Regions from separate parts of the Homo sapiens genome. Here all the other regions are linked to region 2. Evidence: chromatin contacts called from ENCODE Hi-C or POLR2A ChIA-PET data. All regions are on one chromosome and are shown on one strand. The core of a region is the stretch at or near the end of the contact, and the rest is flanking DNA. Distances in the headings are between cores, read along the strand shown. Region 1 holds the start of MAGIX (MAGI family member, X-linked). Region 2 holds the start of RBM3 (RNA binding motif protein 3). Region 3 holds the start of GPKOW (G-patch domain and KOW motifs). Region 4 holds the start of CCDC22 (CCC complex scaffolding subunit CCDC22).

Evidence for each region. A loop is a pair of places that touch in the nucleus more often than their neighbours do. ChIA-PET counts read pairs that join two places held with the same protein, here RNA polymerase II (POLR2A). Pooled maps may share reads with other maps.
Region 1: a loop to region 2 is called in a pooled map, with 4 times the contacts of the local background. The contact joins the promoter of MAGIX here to the promoter of RBM3 in region 2. A Hi-C loop is called at or near these places in 7 of 50 pooled maps. POLR2A ChIA-PET finds 5 or more read pairs at or near these places in 4 of 52 experiments (H1, OCI-LY7, activated B cell and 1 more).
Region 3: a loop to region 2 is called in a pooled map, with 9 times the contacts of the local background. The contact joins the promoter of GPKOW here to the promoter of RBM3 in region 2. A Hi-C loop is called at or near these places in 6 of 50 pooled maps. POLR2A ChIA-PET finds 5 or more read pairs at or near these places in 2 of 52 experiments (CD8-positive, alpha-beta memory T cell and activated T-cell).
Region 4: a pooled map shows a loop between it and region 2 (5-fold over the local background). The contact joins the promoter of CCDC22 here to the promoter of RBM3 in region 2. A Hi-C loop is called at or near these places in 1 of 37 single-sample maps with no recorded cell type and 2 of 50 pooled maps. POLR2A ChIA-PET finds 5 or more read pairs at or near these places in 1 of 52 experiments (WTC11).

The regions. Positions count from the first base shown.
Region 1 is chrX:49,160,720-49,164,007 of GRCh38, forward strand. MAGIX (MAGI family member, X-linked) reads left to right here and starts at 2,039. Exons shown (of 6, transcript NM_024859.4): 1 at 2,039-2,219; 2 at 3,064-3,210. The coding sequence starts at 2,171. RefSeq lists a silencer at 3,018-3,127 and a cis regulatory region at 3,228-3,288.
Region 2 is chrX:48,572,999-48,575,911 of GRCh38, forward strand. RBM3 (RNA binding motif protein 3) reads left to right here and starts at 1,486. Exons shown (of 7, transcript NM_006743.5): 1 at 1,486-1,575; 2 at 2,170-2,285; 3 at 2,563-2,669. The coding sequence starts at 2,183. RefSeq lists a cis regulatory region at 619-1,604 and enhancers at 1,361-2,560, 1,544-1,813.
Region 3 is chrX:49,121,744-49,125,021 of GRCh38, forward strand. GPKOW (G-patch domain and KOW motifs) reads right to left here and starts at 1,992. Exons shown (of 11, transcript NM_015698.6): 1 at 1,804-1,992; 2 at 879-1,033; 3 at 655-779. The coding sequence starts at 1,979. RefSeq lists enhancers at 1,662-2,315, 2,316-2,969.
Region 4 is chrX:49,233,662-49,236,752 of GRCh38, forward strand. CCDC22 (CCC complex scaffolding subunit CCDC22) reads left to right here and starts at 1,809. Exons shown (of 17, transcript NM_014008.5): 1 at 1,809-2,025. The coding sequence starts at 1,976. It also overlaps the pseudogene HSPB1P2.

The sequences.
Region 1 (3,288 bases), core at 789-3,288, 590 kb after region 2:
GTATAACTATCTCTGCCAAAAGTTTTCTCCTGCCCTTTGTATTTCCTCTTTCCTGCCCTTTTGGCCCCCTCCCTCCAGGCAACCACTAATCCACTTTCTGTCACTGTATATCAGTTTGCATTTTATTAGATTTTTATATAAAAGAAATCATACAGCATGTGCTTTTTTGGAGCGTGGGTCTGGCTTGTTTTACCATAATTATTTTTGAGATTCATCCAAATCCTTCATTGTTTTTTATTGCTGAGTTGTATTACCCTGTATGTGTATACCATAGTTTGTTAATTTATTCATCTATTTTTTTCATTGAAAATTGTTTTCTTTTTGAGAGATGGGGTCTCACTATGTTGCCCAGGCTGGTCTCAAACTCCTGGGCTCAAGCAATCCTCCTGCCTCCACCTCCAGCCTCCCAAAGTGCTAGGATTACAGGCATTAGCATTTTTAAAATAGAGACAATGTTTCTATGTTTTTAAAATAGAGACAATCTTTCACTATGTTGCCAAGGCTGGTCACCAACTCCTGAGCTCAAGCGATCCTCCCACCTCAGCCTCCCAAAGTGCTGCGATTACTGGCCTCATTCAACTATTAATGGACATTTGGGTTATTTCCAGTTTTTGGATATTAACAAATATTATGGACTGAATTGTGTCCACCCATAAATATATATATATATATATATTTGTTGTTGTTGTTGTTGTTGTTTTGTTTTTTTGAGAGAAGTCTCGCTCTTATCCCCCAGGTTTGAGTGCAATGGCTCGATCTCCACTCACTGCAACCTCTGCCTCCCGGGCTCAAATGATTCTCCTGCCTCTGCCTCCCAAGTAGCTGGGATTAAGTCACCTGACACCACGCCTGGCTAATTTTTGTATATTTTAGTAGAGATGGGGTTTCACCATGTTCGCCAGGCTGGTCTTGAACTCCTGAACTCAGGTGATCCACCCGCCTTGGCCTCCCAAGGTGCTGGGATTACAGGCGTGAGCCACTGTGCCCAGCCATAAATATATATGTTAAAGCTCTAACCTCCAATGTGACTGTATCTGAAGATAGCTTCTTTAGGAGGCAACTAAGGTAAAATGAGGTCACTAAGGTGGAGCCCTAACCAGATAGGACTGTGACCTTATAAGAAACAGAAGAGAGAGATCTCTCCCTCTCTCTGTGTGTGCCTCTCTCACGCCTTTACTCTCCTTCACTCTCTTAATTCCATGTGAGGACACAGCAAGAAGGCAAGCATCTGCAACCCAAAAGGAGAGACCTCACCAGGAACCAAATTGGCTACCACCTTGATCGTGGACTTTCCGGCTTCCAGAACTGTGAGAAACTTATGTTGTTTAAACCACCCAGTCTACGATATTTTGTTACAGTAGTTCTAAATGAATAAGACAGGAAATAAAGCTGCTATGAATATTTGTAAGACAAGGCTGTGTAAATGTATGCTTTCTTTTAGATAAATACGCAGGAGTGGAATGGCTGGCTCATATGTGTACGCTTAGTTTTTAAAGACACTACCAAACTGTTTTCTAAAGTTGCAGGCCGGGCACGAGTGGCTCACGCCTGTAATCCCAGCACTTTGGGAGGCTGAGGCGGGCCTCGCCTGTAATCCCAGCACTTTAGGGAGTTCGAGACCAGCCTGACCAACATGGAGAAACCCCGTCTCTACTAAAAATACAAAATTAGGGGGGCGTGGTGGTGCATGCCTGTAATCCCAGCTACTCAGGAGGCTGAGTCAGGAGAATCACTTGAACCCGGGAGGCAGAGGTTGTAGTGAGCCGAGATCGTGCCATTGCACTTCAGCCTGGGCAACAAGAGCGAAACCCTGTCTCTAAATAAATAAATAAAGTTGCAATATCATTTTACATTTCCACCGGAGGTATAGGAGTTCCATTTCCTCCATATCTTCAGCAACAGTTGGTATTGTCAGGCTTTTAAATTCTAACTAGGACCTTTAGTTAACAGAGTGCGGCGCCTGCAGCAGAGTGAGGCCAAGCACTCCTCCTGGCTCCTACAGCCAGGCCTCCTTGCTGGCCGCCAGGTAGGTCACCGCGCGGGTCCGGGAGCCAGGCACGGGACCCGCCAGCTTCAGCCTCCAGGGCCTGGGCGGGCCGCCAGGTGAGCGCGCCCCAGAGCTCAAAATTCGTAGCTGGCAGCCCTGCGTCCACCCGGCGGACTACTGGCCATGGAGCCGCGCACAGGGGACGCCGCGGACCCTAGGGGGAGCAGAGGAGGTACAGGGATTGGGGTCGTTGGGGAAGGACAGGGCGAGTCGCCGCCATCCCCGTCCCGCCTGTCTGCTCCACACCTTTTCCTTCTGACAGGTGGTAAACAGAGCGGCTCTGGCGCCCAAGTGAAGGTGGCAGGGGGCAGGGGCCCAGCGATGGAGGCTGGGCTGGAGGTCCCCTACCCACACCCACACACGAGGGAAAGGGCCGCGCACCAGAGCAGGGGAGGGGCTCTCAGGAGTCTCCAGGGAGACGTGCAGATGTGCGGGGAGGGGTCTGCCCGTGGTCACTGGGGACACCTGGGCACTCAGGGTCTTAGTGAACTGGGGGGAGGGGAGCTGGGGGCCCCTGGGGACCTGTGGAGGGGGACTCTGGAGGTATGTGGGCCATGGGGGGAACGGGCCCTCTGAGGGAATTCATGGGGGTAGCAGCGGTTGCCTAGGATACTTAGACGGGGAATTGGGGGTTCCGGGGCTATGGGGTCAGGCCGTGTTCTCCCAGGATATCTGGGGAAATGGGGTCCCCTGAGATATCGCGGGCGAAGAGTTGGGCATCCAGGGTGATTAGGGGGCAGTCGAGGACCTCACGGGGTGTTCGGAGGTGTCTAGGACTATTGCAGTCAAACAGCGATCTCCAGGGACACCGTGGGAGCAAGCGGGGGTGCACCGGCTACCCGCGACGGTCGGGGATCGCGTGAGGGGAGGGACAGCAGTGACCTCCGAAACTATCGAGGGAGTGGCCAGGGGTCGCCGGGTATCCTGAGGGGCATTTCTAGGTCTTCGAGCGTCCGGAAGCATAGGGGTTGGCCGAGGCCGAGGGTCGGCGTTGACCTGTCCCCTCTTGCGCGCAGGCCGCGGCCCCTCCCCGCTCGCGGGCCCTAGCGCCCGGCAGCTCCTGGCGCGGTTGGACGCGCGCCCCCTGGCGGCGCGAGCTGCGGTCGACGTGGCAGCGCTGGTACGCAGGGCGGGCGCCACATTGCGCCTGCGCCGGAAGGAGGGTGAGTGACTGGCGCAGGGCCTCCGCTGGGGGAGGGTTCGGAGAGGAGTTGGGTTCAGTGGGACAGGCCTGGGGGGTC
Region 2 (2,913 bases), core at 236-2,735:
GTGGGCTCAGACACTACTTGATTGGGATAAGTCTATTGTGTATTGCGAAAGTCCCTTCTGTGAATCAAGGGCTCAGTTACTTTTTTTTTTTTTTTGAGACTGAGTCTTGCTCTGTCGCCCAAGCTGGAGTGCAGTGGCATGATCTCAGCTCACTGCAACCTCCACCTCCCGGGTTCAAGCGATTATCCCGCCTCAGCCTCCTGAGTAGCTGGGACTACAGGTGCCTACCACCACGCCCGGCTAATTTTTTTTTTTTTTTGTATTGTTAGTAGAGACAGGGTTTCACCATATTGGCCAGGGTAGTCTTGAACTCCTGACCTTGTGATCTGCCCACTTCGGCCTCCCAAAGTGCTGGGATTACAGGCATGAGCCACTGCGCCCGGCAAGGGCTCAGTTACTTTCGAAGAGAGCAAAAATTGCTCTATGGATTGGGATTTACAACCTCTGAAGATCGTAGCATCCTCTTTTGTTTTGTTTTGTTTTCACCCAGGCTGGAGTGCAATGGCGTGGTCTCGGCTCACTGCAACCTCCGCCTCCCGGGTTCAAGCGATTTTCCAGCCTCAGCCTCCCGAGTAGGTGGGACTACAGGCACGTGCCACCACACCCAGCTAATTTTTTTTTTCTTTTTTTTTTTTTTTTTTTTTTTTTGTATTTTTAGTAGAGATGGGGTTTCACCATGTTGGCCATGCAGGTCTCGAACTCCTGAACTCGTGAACCGCCCGCTTTGGCCTCCCAAAGTGCTGGGAATACAGGCGTGAGCCACCGCGCCCGGCCAGCATCCTGTTTTGTAAAAGCCATCTCAGGCAGTCTATTGGTGAGAAAATTAAGGGGCTGGCTTCACGCCAGCAGTCAGACAAGGGTGAGGGCTGAAGTCAGAGATGAGATGGAATGACGCCAGGGAAAAGGGTCCCATGACAGGCGGCTAGATGTTGAGCACAGAGGAGAAAGAGTAGGAGTCAGGGTCAAACCTTAAAACGTTGGGTCTGACATCATGGACTGTGAAGGGTGATGACATCAGTGACGGTGGGGGATAAAATGTCAGGCCTTTAAAGGGTATGAGGTTAAAGAACTAGAAGGTGAAGGAGGTTAACATCAGAGAATGGCAGGGACCTAGAGGAAGACGACTACGATGGTGAGGAAGACATCCGATCCAGCGGGGGAAATGATGGCAAGGACGGGAGGATGATGTCAGGGACAGCAAGTAGTATGAGATTGAGAAGGTTCCTTTGTGGAAGGGATAAAGGCAGCTCAGCCGGTTGTGGGGGGGATGCTGACGTTTAGGGTGCACCAGCTGTTCAAAAGTCGACCCCATTTCCGGAAACACCCCATTTCCGGAAACACCCCATTTCGCGGAGAACACTGCTCCCTTCGCTTTGCTGTCCCTTCCTCTCCCCACCACTCCGCTCCTGCTGGCCTCAGCCAATCAGCACGCACGCCGGGACGCGCAAGGGGAACGTTCCGGGACGTTCTCGCTACGTACTCTTTATCAATCGTCTTCCGGCGCAGCCCCGTCCCTGTTTTTTGTGCTCCTCCGAGCTCGCTGTTCGTCCGGGTTTTTTACGTTTTAATTTCCAGGTAAGTTGCATATGTCCTGCGAAACGGCGGCTCCTCGCCACACACGCGCCGCGCCGGCCGTGACCGGGGAATAGCGAGTGGGGAGAGTAATGGCCACTGACACGTAGGCTTGGCTTTCTCTGGGACGGGCGGGTCCCGTGCTTGGAGGTGAAACATTTCGGTTGGTGGGAGGCCGGCGCGCTGTATCTGAGTGTGAGGCCTACCGGGAGGGACTGGTGGCGTCGGTGGTGGCAGTGACCACGCGACAGCCGACACTTACTTTCCTTATCCCACGTGGCCGCCGCCATCTTGTTCTGCCGGCGTTAAGGGAACGCAGGGATGTTCTGGGCTTGCGCAGTGGCACAAAATGACGGGCGTGGCGGCTATGAATGTGAGAGCATGCGCAATGTGGCCCCCTAATGGTGGCTGCGCTGAGCCAGCTCCTCAGATTACCACCTTATTGGCCGCCTTTCTCAGCTTTTCTGTAGTTACCCATATTTTGTTCCTCTTTCTTGTCTATTTTCTGTGCTTTTTCTCTGCTTTCCGTCTCGCTATTTTCTCACATCTCCATTTTCTTTCTCCTTCCTGCCACCATTCTTCATGTTCTTCCCACAGGACTTGAACTGCCATGTCCTCTGAAGAAGGAAAGCTCTTCGTGGGAGGGCTCAACTTTAACACCGACGAGCAGGCACTGGAAGACCACTTCAGCAGTTTCGGACCTATCTCTGAGGGTGAGACGGGCCATACTCACAATGGGGGTTGGTGAGAGAAAGTCTGGGATCCTTGCATTTCAAGGAGTATTAACTGAAAAGTTAGGACCCACGCCTCCAAATTCTTTTTCTTCCTAAGCCTATGGTGTAGACTAAGGATGAGGGGAAGCGTCTTTGGGATTAGTGGGAGCGCTCCGTTTTCCCTACCTATGCCATCTCCTTTTCCGGCCACCCTTTGCTACTTAACCTTTGGGGTACTGACTGGTCCACATTGCTCCATCTTCTCTCCCTCTCACAGTGGTCGTTGTCAAGGACCGGGAGACTCAGCGGTCCAGGGGTTTTGGTTTCATCACCTTCACCAACCCAGAGCATGCTTCAGTTGCCATGAGAGCCATGAACGGAGAGGTGGGGCCTCCTATCTGCAGAGGGACCTTGTCCCCATCTGCGGCTTCCTTCATTCTTTTTGTTTTTCCCTCTGTGTCTGCTCGGGGCAGCGTGGCCACCAAGCCCCGCAGTGCCCACTCACAGGAGCATGACTGCCTTTTGTTCTAGGGGGTGGAGGGCAGCGGCAGACAGAGCCTGGCCGCCTGGGAGGCGACGACTGGTCCTGCATGAGGCCGAGAAGCCACCTGTGGATGGTTGACCTGCC
Region 3 (3,278 bases), core at 742-3,241, 550 kb after region 2:
CTATGCCATTGCTTGGGCTGTTACTACTAACAGGAGTACTCACTCTGTTCTTCCCTCTCTCACTAAACCCTACTTATCCTTCCAGACCACTCTGGTCTAAGTCCCCAGCATCTCTAGCCTGGACTACTCATCCCCTTGCTTCCACCTTCACTAATGAGTCTGTTCACAGCTTCCAGAGGGATACTGTCAAATCATAAATCATATTTCATCTATGCTCAGGGCTTGTCCAGGCTCTCATCTCACTCAGAGTAAAAGCCAAAGTCCTCACAATGGCCTACAAGGCCCTGCCTGGTCTAGCACCCCCATCTCCTTTCTGACTTCGTCTACTACCCCTTCCCCTTACTCATTCCACTTCAGTCACACTGGTCTCCTTGGTGTTCCGCAAACACTTTAGGCAGTGTCTACCTTCAGGGCCTTTACATTTCCTGTTCCCTTTGCTGCACACCTCATTCAGATAATCCTAGGATTCAAGTACGTTTTTAGCATCCAGATACCCAGATTCATTTGGTAATGCTTCCAAAATGATGACAGGAGAAGGGGCAGGTGGCGGGCCTCTAGCACACACACAGACTTTCCCTGCTACGTGCAGGGACACAGCCTGGCGGACAGGGCAAAGAAAGGCTGGGGCAGGAGGGGGACAAGGGGCCAGCTCACTGTCTCTGCCCGGGGTTCGCTGTCTGCCCCTTCCCCGCTGGGGGTGCATCCTTTCTGGATCATGGGGATAGCGAGCGTGGGGTCGACACCCGCATTCTCTCTCTCTTCCAGAGACTTCTTGGATTCTAAAGGAAGAATAGGAGGGAGCAATGAAGTCCCACTCTATCCTTCCACCTTCTTCCTCTTCTTCCTTCAATGGGGAAGGGTAAAGGGGTATCACTCACCCGCAATGAGCTCCTTCACAGCCTGGGACACCACCCCATCCGCCAAGGCCCCAGTATCTGTGGATGGCCCAGGGGGCCGGGCTGGTGGCTGCCTGCGATGGCCATTCTGGATCAAAGGGATGACGAGTTCCTTGGGGGCCTCCTGGGGCTTCACACTGATGTGGACACAGAGGGGTGGGGTTGGGAGAATGGCAGGGTCAGTGGGTCACACTCCTTCATTCAGAGAAAACACAAGAGCCAAACTCACCCCAGCCCCACAGACCATGTCTTCCCTACTCCATGTCTGGATCTCCTGTTCCTCTCTGATCGTGCATTCTCTGGATTATCTCCCCAGTGCCCCCAACTCATAAATGTCAGTGCCTTCGAGAAATAAGTCCTGCACTCTCTGTTTAACTCAATACCGGCTTCTACAATGGCCCACAAATCACTATCTTCAGCCCAGACCTTCCCCAGCTCCAGGTTCCCAAACAGCTTCCTAGATGCCTGATTCTCTTCTGGAAATCCCTCCCTCAGACCCCTCAGACACTCCTCTCCTCATTAAGCTGATGGTGGCCTCCATCAACCTGAATCTGCCGCTCCATCCCGTTCCCCATATCGGGGACGCCTCAGCCCTTCAGTTGAGACACTAGCAGGTCCTGTCATTTTCTCATTCTTTCCTTCTCCCAGAACGCACAGACCTTAGTGTCTTCAAGTCCTAAAGACACTTCTTCTCAGTAATACATCCTCTCTTCGCAATTCCCACAGCTATCAGGCCCAATTTCCTCACCCCCTCCTATAAACTCCCGCCTTCTGGCCTCCACGAATTTACTCAGGCTGTGCTTCAGGCTTAACAGGTCACTGTCACCAAGACAAACAACTGAGATTCCTCCCTCCCGCTTACGCCCACCGCAGAGATTTCCAAGGGGTGAAAGACCCGGCGCGTCACCTCTGCAGCTCCCTCCCTTCCACGGTTTTCAAGAAATCCTTCTCCTCCGGAGATGGCCCCGCGCCGTCTCCCGAGTCGGCCAGCCGCCTCCGTGCGGACGTGCGAGTGAAGCCGAATGAAATTGGGGCAGTGGAAGCAGCCGTCAGCGGCAAAACACCCTCTTTGGAGTCAGCCATCTTGCTCCTTTTCCCAGGCCGGCGCGCTGCTTGCTGGGAAATTTAGTTTGGGTTCAGATCGCTAGGGGCCGGCCAAAGTGCGTAAAAACTACCTTCCCATCAACCACTGTGGCACCGGCGGGAGGGGGCGGTAAGGGGCCGTGGGAAGTAATTGTCGCTCTTTCAAACGTGGTGGGAGCGCGTCGCGCCAAGCGCCCAGGGAAATGTAGTTTTTTTTTTGTTTGTTTTGTTTTGTTTTTTAAGATGGAGTCTCGCTCTGTTTCACAGGCTGGAGTGCAGTGGCGTGATCTCGGCTCACTGCAACCTCCGCCTCCCAGGTTCAAGCGATTCTCCTGCCTCAGCCTCCCGAGTAGCTGAGACTAAAGGCATGCGCCACCACGCCTGGCTAATTTTTGTATTTTTAGTAGAGACGGGGTTTCACCGTGTTAGCCAGGATGGTCTCGATTTCCTGACCTCGTGATTCTCCTGCCTCGGCCTCCCACAGTGCTGGGATTACAGGTGTGAGCCACCACGCCTGGCTGGAAATGTAGTTTTTAGCGGGGTAGGCATGGTGGAAGGTGGATTCATTCTTGCCAGACATTAATCTTCCTTCGTGTAGGCGTTTGACAAGTATTTATGGAGCGCCTAATGTGTGCCCTACTTATGTGGGAAGTGTTGATGAAGTAAATCATTTAGAAATAATCAGCTGGGTGTGGTGGCGCGCACCTGTAGTTCCATTTACTCCGCAGGCTGAGGCAGGAGGATGGCCTGAGGCCTGGGAATTCGAGGCTGCACTTAGCTCTTATCGCACCACTGCATTCCAGCCTGGGTGACAGAGCGAGACCCCATCTCTAAAAAAGAAAAAGGTCGGGGGTGGGGGGGATGGAGCGTCAGTTGTGTACAATAATAAATAATAGACATAAAATAAATAATAGACATAAAAAACCCCGTCTCTACTGAAAATACAAAAATTAGAGGGGTGTGGTGGCTCATGCCTGTAATCCCAGCATTTTGGGAGGCCGAGGCTGGTGGATCACCTGAGGTCAGGACTTTGAGACCAGCCTGACTCATATGGTGAAACCCTGTCTCTACTAAAAATACAAAAATTAGCCGGGCGTGGTGGTGGCGCCTGTATCCCCAGCTACTTGGGAGGCTGAGACAGGAGGATTGCTTGAATCCGGGAGACAGAGTTTGCAGTGAGCCGAGATCCTGCCACTGCACTCCAGCCTGGGCGACAGAGCGAGACTCCGTCTTAAAAAAGAAAAAAGAAAGAAAGAAAGAAATAGTGCCTATTGGCCAGGCTCATACCCGTAATCCCAG
Region 4 (3,091 bases), core at 559-3,058, 660 kb after region 2:
AGGCTGGAGTGCAGTGGCGTGATCATAGCTCACAGTAGCGTTGAATTCCTGTGCTCAAGTGATCCTCTGACCTCAGCCTCTGTAGCTGGGACTGCAGGTGTGCACTACCATGCCCAACTATTTTTTTTTTAAATTTTGGGTTGCTTCGAACTTTATTTGAGAACAACAGAAGATAAACCTATCAAAAGAACACACAGGTGGGTGCGGGGGCACGGCTAGTGGCGGCGGCCGGGGTGGGCATCCGGGCTAAGGCTTTTACTTGGCTGCAGACTGGTCGGATTTCGCAGCTCCTAGGCCCCCAAGCTGGGCCCGTGACTCCAAGGTGATCTCGTTGGACTGCGTGGCTAGCTTGGGCATGGGGGCCTCCACGGTCAGTGTGCCCTCAGGGGACAGGGAGGAGGAGACCTTGGTGGGGTCCACACCGGGGGGCAGCGTGTATTTCCGGGTGAAGCATCGGGAGATGTAGCCATGCTCGTCCTGCCGCTCCTCGTGCTTGCTGGTGATCTCCACCATGCCATCCTTGGTCTTGACCGTCAGCTCGTCGGAGGCGAAGTAGTTGATGTCCAGGGATACGCGCCAGCGGTCCGCTGTGGGCCGATTCTCCGAGACCCCGCCGCTGAGCTGCCGGCTGAGCGCGTAGCTGTAGGCGGGCGCGGCCACCGCGGGGCTCTCGACCGCGGCGGGGGCAGGGGACGCACGTAGCGGGGCCAGCAGCTGGTGCCCAACCACTGCGACCAGCCCGAAGGCCTGGTCAAAGAGGCGACTGTGCGGGTACCAGTCGCGGAAGGGGTCCCAGCTGGGGTCCCGCAGGAGCGAGAAGGGGACGCGGCGCTCGGTCATGCTGGCTGGCTCTGCTGGGGACGTCTGCTTGGACAAGTGTCAATTTTTTTTTTTTTTTTAAGAGATGGTGTATTGCTGTATTGCCCATGCCGGTCTCAAACTCCTGACCTCAAGCGATCCTCCCGCCTTGGCCTCCAAAACTGCTGGGATTGCAGGTGCGCGTCGGCTGTTCAAGAAATGGTTACATAGATTTCTTTTGCTTTATTTATTTATTTAGAGACGGAGTCTCGCTCTGTTGCCCAGGCTGGAGTGTAATGGCGCAATCTCAGCTCACTGCCACCTTCGCTTCCCCAGTTCAAGTGATTCTCCTGCCTAAGCCTCCCGAGTAGCTGGGACTACAGGCATGTGCCACCATGCCTGGCTAATTTTTCTCATTTTAGTAGAGAGGGGGTTTCACCATGTTGGCCAGGCTGGTCTCGAACTCCTGACCTCAGGTGATCCACCCGACTCGGCCTCCCAAAGTGCTGGGATTACAGGCGTGAGCCACTGCACCCAGCCGGTTACATAGATATTTGCTGTGTAATTATTCTTTGGAGTGTACAAATGTGTATCATATTAAAGCATTTATTGAATGCATGGACACTAGTAACTATAACTTACATAGTGCTTTCTTATCTTATGTGTCAGGCACATAGTACAACGTGCTTTATATAAATTAATTCTGTTTTAATCCTAAAAAGCAGGTACTGTCAATAGTCCCATTTTACAGATGAGGAGACTAAGACACAGGGAAGTAGTCGCTTTGTGTTAAAATTCTGCCCTTAATGTGTACACTTTTATAGCCTAGAAGATGAATGCCGCCTTAAACGAATGAGTCAGGAAGCCCCTTTCTGTCCGGCCCCTCCACTCCCCACCACACGGGTTGTTCCTTTTTCCCTTGGAAGAGCCCACTGGACTGCAGGTGGAAGAACTACAGTTCCCAGCAGCTATTGCAAGCTCAACCTCCGTGCACACTCACCCCAGGCCTCACATCCGGCATGCGCCGTGCTCGCTCACAGAACTACACTTTCCAACTCTCCCCACACGACCCGTGACACTCTGTGGACCGCGAGCACGGAGCAGGGTTTCTACAGCTGCTCCCCACTTTCTCGGACCCGGTCCTGGACCCAGCCCCCGACTCCGACACGGCTCCACCATGGAGGAGGCGGACCGAATCCTCATCCATTCGCTGCGCCAGGCCGGCACGTAAGGACAGAGCCCCCGCCCACCCCCGAAGCCCACATCCGGGACTCTAAAGCCCAGGACCCCGTTTCCCGGGAACCTTAAAACCCGGGATCCTGACATTCAGGGCTCCAACTCCAGGATCCTAAGACCCTCACCCCCTTACACACACACACACACACACACACACACACACACACACGCACACACACACCGCCCTCCCTGACACCGACATCAGAGGCCTCCCAAATCCTTTAACCATGATATTTGGTACACCCAAAGCTCTGGGACCCAGACACCTTGAGACGTTACAACCTTGAAACCTCAAGACCCGGAACCCTGTAATCTGGGGAATCTTAACATCAGTTCCCTGAGACCCTGTTATCTGGAGACCCTAAGACACCTGTGCCCTAAGAACCAGGGAGCGTAAAACCCCAGGACCCTGGCACTCGGGGACTCCAAAAAATCCCTGGACCAGATACTTGGGATCCTTCAAACTCCAGTTCCCCAAACACCTGGGGCTTAAAAAAACCCAGGATTCTTTTTTTTTTTTTTCCTTTTCCGAGATGGAGTCTCGCTCTGTCGCCTAGGCTGGAGTGCAGTGGGGTGATCTCAGCTCACTGCAGCCTCCGCCTCCCAGGTTCAAGTGATTCTCCTGCCTCAGCCTCCCAAGTAGCTGGTATTACAGCCGTGCGCCACCTTGCCCGGCTAATTTTTGTATTTTTAGCAGAGACAGGGTTTCACCATGTTGGTCAGGCTGGTCTCCAACTCCTGACCTCAAGTGATCTGCCCGCCTCCGCCTCCCAAAGTGCTGGGATTACAGGTGTGAGCCACCACGCCCAGCCAAAAAAACCCAGAATTCTAAAATCTGACATCAGCATTTGGTCACCCTGACGCACGAAGACTCCTCCGTTCAGAGGCCCTAAAAACCCAGGATGCCAACATCTAGGGAGTCTGATTTTTGTATTGCTTGAAACTAGGTGGTCTTGATATTCAGGGATCTTGATACCCAGGGACCCTGACATTTGGAACTTCTGAAAACAGCAGCCTCCTAAAATCTAGTCTTCTCAAAACTCTAGCAGCTCAATAT